2 separate regions of the Homo sapiens genome follow, and region 2 is linked to region 1. A link is a contact called in ENCODE Hi-C data. All regions are on one chromosome and are shown on one strand. The core of a region is the stretch at or near the end of the contact, and the rest is flanking DNA. Distances in the headings are between cores, read along the strand shown.

Evidence for each region. A loop is a pair of places that touch in the nucleus more often than their neighbours do. Pooled maps may share reads with other maps.
Region 2: a loop to region 1 is called in a pooled map, with 8 times the contacts of the local background. The contact joins the promoter of VSIG10L-AS1 here to the promoter of XRCC1 in region 1. A Hi-C loop is called at or near these places in 2 of 50 pooled maps.

What each region holds. Positions count from the first base shown.
Region 1 is chr19:43,574,247-43,578,447 of GRCh38, forward strand. XRCC1 (X-ray repair cross complementing 1) reads right to left here and starts at 1,281. Exons shown (of 17, transcript NM_006297.3): 1 at 1,162-1,281; 2 at 664-756. The coding sequence starts at 1,212. It overlaps PINLYP (phospholipase A2 inhibitor and LY6/PLAUR domain containing), which reads left to right and starts at 1,555. Exons shown (of 6, transcript NM_001193621.3): 1 at 1,555-2,673; 2 at 2,869-3,015. The coding sequence starts at 2,946. RefSeq lists a silencer at 1,235-1,394 and enhancers at 1,495-1,654, 1,655-2,181, 2,182-2,707.
Region 2 is chr19:51,338,374-51,342,575 of GRCh38, forward strand. It overlaps VSIG10L-AS1 (VSIG10L antisense RNA 1), which reads left to right and starts at 1,647. Exons shown (of 5, transcript NR_186316.1): 1 at 1,647-2,344; 2 at 2,693-2,801; 3 at 3,477-3,612. VSIG10L (V-set and immunoglobulin domain containing 10 like) reads right to left here and starts at 3,766. Exons shown (of 10, transcript NM_001163922.3): 1 at 3,712-3,766; 2 at 2,780-3,634; 3 at 2,060-2,353; 4 at 1,642-1,926; 5 at 515-769. The coding sequence starts at 3,751. RefSeq lists silencers at 541-880, 1,531-1,800.

The sequences.
Region 1 (4,201 bases), core at 31-2,530:
TAAAATTTTGGTAGAGATGACATCTTACTGTATTGCCCAGGCTGGTCTCAAACTCCTGGGCTCATGCAATACTCCAGCTTCGGCCTCCCAAAGTGATGGGATTACAGGTGTGAACCACCATACCTGGCTATTATTCTTTAAAAAAAATTATTTATTTTAATAAAAATAGAGACAGGGTCTTGATATGTTGCCCAGGCTGGTCTGGAACTCCTGAGCTCAAGCAATCCTCCCATCTCAGGCTCTGAAAGTGCTGGGTTTACAGGCATGAGCCACGGCATCCGGCCAGTTTCCCCTTCTTTAAAGTGGAGTTGATTGGCTTAGACGACCTTCCTGGACACCTTCCAGCCCTGAGCCCACTGGCTGCAGGAGGCAGAGTACGTGGCAATGATTCATTTTGTTCCAGCTGAGGAAACTGGAACCCAGAAAGTAGATGCCACCTGCCCAGGACCACACACTGATTCCTGTGGTCATCCTGGACTTAATCCTTGGGTCTCCTTTCCTCTCTGCTGAGGGGCACAGGGATTATGCTGCCCATTTTCCGAGTAAGGAAGCTGAGGCCCAGCAAAGAAAGTGACTAAACCCACTGCCAGTTGGCTCAGGAGCAGAATCTGGAACCCCGGACTCCAGACTCCTAGTGAGGAGGAGGTGGGGTGGCAGGATCACCTGTAGGACCACAGAGATGGTCTTCTCGCCTGCCTTGGCTGCCCGCCATTTTCGGTAAGTGTCTGCCTTGAGAAGATTTTCTGCACAGTGAGTCTGGAAACAACAGTGGGAGAGGAGAATTAGGGCACAGAGATGACAGCTAGGCCTCCAGCTCTCAGATGATTCCTTTGAGTCCTCCCAAGGCCTCTACGACCCCCAGATTTAAGCTCTCCCGTTAATCCCCCGACACTCTGCCTGGAGTTTCCCCTACAACACTTTCCCGTGGAAGTTCACCTATGGGCTCTCCAAGAAAGCTTCCCTATTCCTCCTTTTCTCTCCGGAAGTTCCCTAGACGCCGGAACGTCCCTAATTCAACATCTCTCCACAATTCACTTTTAGCCTCCTGGAAATCCCCCCATGACTCTCCTTAGACTTCCAAGAGAACCCCAAAAGCTCTTTTAAGAGCTATCCTCATTAATTCCCTCACGTCTTCCAACCTCCCCCATGCAGGTCCCTCACCGAGTCCTGGCTGCTGCAGGACACGACATGGCGGAGGCGGATCTCCGGCATGTCAACGTCGTGGGCTTCGCCTGGCCAGAAGGATGAGGTAGAGTATGGGGTCCGAGGGGCAGGGAGAGTGGGAGGGGGCGGGGTGCGCCCTGCGCTGGCTAAAGTGCGCAAGCGCGCGAGGCTCGGGCCTTTCAAACCCCGGCGCGCCGGCGCCGGCGTCGACACTGCGCAAGCCCAGTCGCGCCTCTCCAGAGCGGGAAGAGCGCTGCGTTCCTTAGCAACGAGCGTTTCCTCCAGCCCCGCCTCCCTCCGCCACACACAACCCCGCTCTAGCCTCGCCTCCCAATGACGTCCGAACCCTGCTTTCTGGGAGCCTAGCAACAGAAGCGACCTCCGGGATTGGTGTCTGGAAGAAATTCGCCTTTCTCATTGCACGATGGAGTTACCGCCCACACTGAAGCCGAGAAAGCAAATCTTTTTGCTGTATTATTATTTATTTTATTTTTTAAAAATTTTTTGTTGAGACAGGGTCTTGCTCTCTCACCCAGGATGGAGTGCAGTGGCACGATCTCGGCTTTCTGCAACCCCTGTCTCCTGGGGCCAAGGGATCCTCCCACTTCAGCCTCCTAAGTAGCTGGGATTACACGCACGCGCCACCACATTCGGCTAATTTTTGTATTTTTTGTGGAGACATGGGGTGAGAGGGCGGCGGGTCTTGCCATGTTGCCCAGACTGGTCTCGAACTCCTCAGCTCAAGCGATCCACCTGCCTCGGCCTCTCAAAGTGCTGGAACTACAGGCGTGAGCGACTGCGCTGGGCTAGGACAGCAAATCTGAGTGAATTTTCGTAGTTTCGTAGGGAACCTGGATTCTACGCAACAGGATCTCTTCAAATGGCTCAGGCGGCTGCACTCTTCTCTCTGTCCCCTTGCCACACACACACACACGCACATATACATACATACGCGCGCGCGCACGCGCGAAAAAAATTAGCAGATCTCTTTCAGCCTTATGCCTGAGGCCAAAAGAGAAGGGTTCTGCGTCCTAAATATAACACAAAGCATGTGCCCAACCCCCACCACACACACACACACACACCCCTATCCTGGAGTTCTTCCACAAAAGCCTCAGTTTCCCAATATGTGGACTGTGGGCATCTGTCTTTTACTACGCCCGCCTATGACTGCCGACAGACATCCCTCTGTTCATTCGGTGCCTTGGAGACCCAAGGGTGCAGCCCTGGGTGGGGTCGCAGCTGGAGACAGCCCAAACACACAAGGAGTGTGAGCCGAGCACATGAAGAGAGGGGAAGGGAGACAAGGCACCCCGCACCCGCAGGACCAGCCTGGACATGCTGGGTGCTCCAAGGTGGGGCCCTACCCACACTGGGTGCTTCCTTGGGAGGAGAGGGGAAGAGAGAGAAGGAGAGGGAATCCCAGTTCTTGCAGCCACTGGGAATCAAGAGGCCCAACTCCGTCTTGGTCTTCAAGCAAACAAACAAACAACAATGGGCCGTGGGAAGGTGAGAAAACAGGGTGGTGACTTTCTGGGTTCTAATAGAAGAGGGGGATGGAAGCCCAGACTCCTGGGGTCTCCATGGAGGTGGGGGGCTGGGCACAAGATGCCCAGGTCACTTTTGGATTCTGGTTCTGCCTTCCCAACCCGGAGGCCACAGAGGACTGCCCTGGGTTCTGACCTCAGCTATTTCTCCCCGTAGGGTGAATGTGGGTCCAGACCCACCCCTCCTCAGCTTCCTATAAAAGCTGGGGACCAGGTACTGCTGATACACACACCATGAGGCTCTCCAGGAGACCAGAGACCTTTCTGCTGGCCTTTGTGTTGCTCTGCACCCTCCTGGGTCTTGGTAAGTGACAAGGGACCTGAACTGTCTCTGGGACCTCAGGAAGAGAGAGGTCCCAGATTGAGAGAGAGAGAGATATAGAGAGAGAAAGAGCCTTCAGCAAGTCCTCAAGGTGAACGGGGAGGCATTCTGGAAATTCAGATTCATGGAAGAGGCCAAGGGTAAAGGAAGAGAAAGCCTGGGGGTCCCAGAGAAGAAAAGCTCCTGTGATTGGATCCCTGAGAGAGGGGCTTGGTGGGCTCTGAATCCTCCATCCTCCAGGAAGGATCCCAAACACATCTCAATTCTAGGAAATCAGATGAGAGCATGGCTGGAAAGGGAAATCTTTAAAAATATAATTAAAAAAAAAAAAAGAGGGAGAAGGCCAGGTGCGGTGGCTCATGCCTGTAACCCCAGCACTTTAAGAGGCCGAGGCAGGTGGATCACTTGAGGTCAGGAGTTCAAGACCAGCCTGGCCAACATGGTGAAACCCCGTCTTTACTAAAAATACAAAAAAAGTTAGCTGAGCTTGGTGGTGGGCGCCTGTAATCCTAGCTACTTGGGAGGCTGAGGTGAGAGGATTGCTTGAAACTGGGAGGCAAAGGTTGCAGTGAGCCAAGATCGTGCCACTGCACTCCCCAGCCTGGGTGACAGAGCAAAACTCCATCTCAAAAAAAATACATTAATATCATATGATATATTTTTTTAAAAGAGGTAGAGAGATTTCCTTTCTCCTTAGACTAAGAAGTTCAGGCCCCAGCCCCCTCCTCCCCTGCACACAGGAGTCCAAGTAAGCCTCACTTTCCCCAGGACCCAGGTTTCTGGGCCCCTAGCTGTCCCCTCTCTCAGAACCAAGAAGTTCAAGTCCTCTGCCCTCCTGGTCCTCACTCTCCCTCCTTGACCTGGGATGCAGACCCTAGCCTCAGGGCCCCCTGCCTGAGCTCCTGCTGTCTACAAGACCTACATGGCACCTTCAAGGAGGAGAATCCCACATTCAAGAACCAGCTGGACCTGAAGTTTCACAAAAGTCCATGGAAACCTCCATCACGACCCCTCCCTGCCCCTGAGCTTTCTCAGCGGACCCTGGCATCCAAAATCCCCAGCCATGTAATTAGGCAAACAGGCTTCATGGTGGAGTCGCTTCCCGCCCCTGGAAGCAGCTTTGCTGGCATCACCACTGCTTCTTCGTCCAACTCTGGACAGTTCCTTG
Region 2 (4,202 bases), core at 397-2,896, 7.8 Mb after region 1:
CATTTATTATCTGATTTCCTCATCAAACACTTATTGAACACATACCATAGGCGCAGGCCCTGTACTGGGAAACTCATATTATTTTCAGCTATTCTTTCTTCTTTATTATTATTATTATTTTGTAGCAATAATAATTACAAGACTGGGTCTTGCCACACTGCCCAGGCTGGTCTTGAACTCCTAGACTCAAGCAATCCTCCCGCCCCCAGCTACCAAAGTGCTGCGATTATTGCGCCCGGCCTTGTTACTTTTTAAAATATCACTGCTTTATCTCTCTGAACACGTGTGAAAGTGATGGCCTTCTTCCTGTGTCCAGAAAAATACCCCCATCCCTGCACCCCGCCACCATGAGGTATAGGAAAATCTTTGTCCCTTTTCTAGTTTGAAGACAGTGAAGTCCTGCCTCTTTCTTGGACTAAGGACGTACCCCATACCCCTTCAGAATTTTCGAAGGACCAAAGAAAAAGTCTCCCTCCTCCTCGAGAAACAGCAAAAAAGCCCCGCGCCCTCTCACCCGGCGTGACTGTGCAGGTACGCGTGGCCACCAGGTGGCGAGCAAGGCAGGTGATGGGGACGCCGCTGAGCCGGGGGTGGGCGGGGACGGCCGCCAGCAGCACAGAGGACACTGGCCCGGCGCGGATGCCTTCGGGGAGACCCTGGAACTGCAGGGAGGCAGCAGGGGCCCCGCCGGGCCACGAGCAGCGGAAGCGGAGGCTGCGGTCCCCGGGACCCCCTTCAACTGAGCACTGTGGGGCCCCGGGGGGCAGGTCTGCGGAGAGAAGGGAGAGAATGAAGATGGAGTCCCTTTCTCATTTCTTCTCCAGCCCCGCCTCCCCGCGCGGTGACTCCACCCTTCTTCACTAGCCCCACCCCATAGGCGCTCACACTCCCCACTTTTCCTGCGATCCCGTTCCCTTTTCCCATTAACTTCCTCGCTAAGTGGGTAGCCCGCAGCCCTGCTGACTGCCCAACTTTCTTAAGAAAACTGCATCTTCACACAATGATATTTCTCTTCCCAAACGTAACTCAGCCCCTTCCTTTCCAGCTCCACCCACTTCTGCCAGGTTACTTCGCCCCCTCCTGGATTGCACTCCGAGAAGCCTCCCCTTTTCCCAGATATCTCCGCCCTTCCTTGTGGACCCCTTCCCCTTTCTAAGACAATTCTGCCCGCTTTCTAAATGACCTCGCCCCTTTCCCTGGTGACTCCGCCCCCCTTGCCAGGTAACTTCTCCCTTTGCTGATCCCACTTAAGCAAATTAGTTCTTTCCTTTTCTAACTCCCACTCTTTGCCATTTAACTCCGCTTGTCGACTTTGTCGAGTGTTCCATGCCCAGGAATGTCCGCCCTCTCAGTGCTGGGCCGGCCCGTCAGTCCTGGTCATCCCTGCCACTCTATTTGGCTCCTTCCCTTATCCTCTTTCTGGCCCCGCCTCTTATCCTAGGTGTCTCCGCCCCTCCGCGCTGGCCCGCCCCACCACGGGTATCCCAGCTCCTTCTTGGTGACCCGCCCTCCCGCTGGCCCTGCCCCACCCACCGGTATGCTGCTCCTCCTTGCTGGCCCCGCCCCTTTCCTCTAGCCCCGCCCTCGTTCTGGCCCCGCCCCTCTCCCAGGCATTCCCCTACTCCCGCTCCAGCCTCTCACCCGCCACTGTAAGGTTGAGCAGCGAGCGGCGGCGGCGGCCGGTACGCGGGTTCGCCGCCAGGCAGGCGTAGGTGCCTGCGTGGCCCGGTCCGACCGCGGGCAGCAGGAGGCGCGACCCCGCGGGCACCGCGGCCTCGGCCGGGTCCGCCAGGCTCCACGTGATGTCGGCGGGCGGCCGCGAGGCGGCGGCGCAGCGCAAGGTCACGTTACTGCCCGCGGTGACAAAGCGGGCAGGCGCGGCGTCGCGGTCCGAGGAGACCGTGATGGTCGGCGGGTCCGGGCCGTCTGGAGGGAGGAGGGGTCGGGACCGCGAGTGTCAGGGTCACCTGGGACGCCGCTAGGACTCCCGGAGACTGGGTCCCCAGCCCGCTTCTCCCCAAGGACCCCCTGTCCCCGACCCGAGGCATCCCCCACTCACAGAAGACGCTGACGTCGGCGGCAGCCTCCCTGTGGCCGAAGGGGCTGCGGACGCGGCAAGTGTACCGGGCGTGGTCGCTGCGCACAGGGCGCACGATGAGCAGCTGGTCGCCCTCTGAGCGCATCCGGGGCGTCTCGGCTCCCTCCGATTCCGCCGCCTCCAGGGCGCGTCCGTCCCGGCTCCAGCTCAGCTCCCCGCGACCTGGCCCCCACCCCAGGCAGCGCAGCCGGAGCTCGGCCGCCCCCTCCTCTGTCTCTGGAGCCTTGGGCTGAACCGACAGCTGGGGTAGGGGCTCTGGGAGAGGGAGAATGGGCTCAGGACCCACCCAGTCCTGGAGCCCATCTTTGGTCCCCTTAGAGGGAACCCCAGCCGCTGCTCCCTCTAAGCCCCTGGAGTCTCAGCCCCCATCCCTCTCCTCTCATAAACCTATGAGTTTGAGCCCCCAGACACCTCCTCTCCGGGACCCAGGAGTTCGCCAGAAGAGGCTCCTAGCCTCCTCCTCCTCCCTCAGACCTGGGAGTTCAGGCTCCCAGGAGTCTCCATCCCAGGTCCACCTTTGCTCAGACACCCCTGCCTTGACCTCTAGCTCTTTTTCTCCCTTCCTCAACCCAGAAGTCCTCTTCTCCTATCCAGGGACCCCACAGCACCGTGACTTGCCCAAAGCCTGGCAGAGCAGAGCAGCCCCTGCCGCCTGCACGCCGGACGCCAGGGCCCACTTACCATACACACCCACCGTGAACTCGTGAGTCTGCTGGGAGACCCCTGCCCGGATGACCTCAGCCGTGTAGACCCCTGCATCGTCCAGCTGGGCAGAGGCGAGCTCCAGAACCCCCCGGGCCTGGTCAAATCGCAGGTGGTCTCGGTGAGCAGGGTCCAGGCTGATCAGAGGTGCCCCTGGCCCCAGGCCCCCAGCTGCCAGCACCTTTGAGCCCCGGCGCCAGACCACCAGAGAGGTGGGGGGCCCAGGGTTGGGGATTGGGACTAGGGGGAGCCGGATGGTGGTCCCCACCAGCACAGCGAGTGGGCCCCCCACCTGCTGGGGAAAGCTTGCAGCTGAGTGGGTCTCTGCAGAAAATTTGGATTCAGGGCTCTGGGCAGAGAGTTTAAGATCCATATCATCCGGGGAGAATTTTGAATCTGGGGCCTCAACAGACAGTTTGGTATGGGAGACTTGAGTAGAAATGTTTGAAGCTGGGGTCTTAACAGTGAAGGAAGGCTTGGGGTCTTTGGCAGGAACTTGAGGATCCGAAATATCAGGAAATACTTCAGAACCAGGGGTTTCAGAGAAGGGGGAAACCGGGCTCAAATCTTGGCCCTCAGCAGAAACATTTGACCAGAAGGACCCAGACATGTTGGAACTCAGGGCCTCAGGAAACCAGCTGGAATCAGAGATTCCAGCAGAGGCTTTTGAATCCAGGAACTGATCTGGAACTTTCCAGCTGGGAGGTTTGATGGAGGGAACTTCCACACCCAGCCCCTGGGAAGAGCTCTTTGAGTCTGAAGAGAAGGCAGAGGAGAAGTTGGTTTGCTGAAGTCCAGAAGAGGCTCTGAGGGTGAGGATCCCTACCAAGGAGGCTGCAGAGAAGAGAGGAAGGCATTGGGGGAGGCTGCTGAGGGAGACTGACAGGGAAGGGACTGAGCAGGGAACTTACCCAGGAGTAGGAAGAGTGGCAGAGCCTGTGGGTTGTCCATGGTGCTGGCCTCACTGAAAGGACACTGGAGAGAGACCCAGGACTGCACCCATCCCTCCCGGGTCAGACGAGTCCAACAGGACTGGTAGCTTAGCTTCCTGGGAGGGGAAGGGAGCCAGACCCAGAGGGAGGTGCCAAGATCCTCAACCCCAGTGTGGTGGCTGAGCTGCCCACCTCATCCCACTCTCTTCATTAGCTGGTCCCATCTGCAGAGAGGCCCAGCCTGATCCCTGCCCTCCCCACCCCCAGGGGGAAGCTGGAGAAAACATTCCCAGCTAAAAATGTGGGAGCAAATTTGTGAGACAAAGCCAGGAAGACTTCCTGGAGGAGGGTGAGGTGACCTTTCCGAGAGCCCCACCTCTGATGGCCACAGCTTCAGAGCAGGCTTCCTCCTCCCCAGCCTCCTGGCTCCTTCCACTCTGTCTTGCCTGCAGCCTCAGATACATCTGACC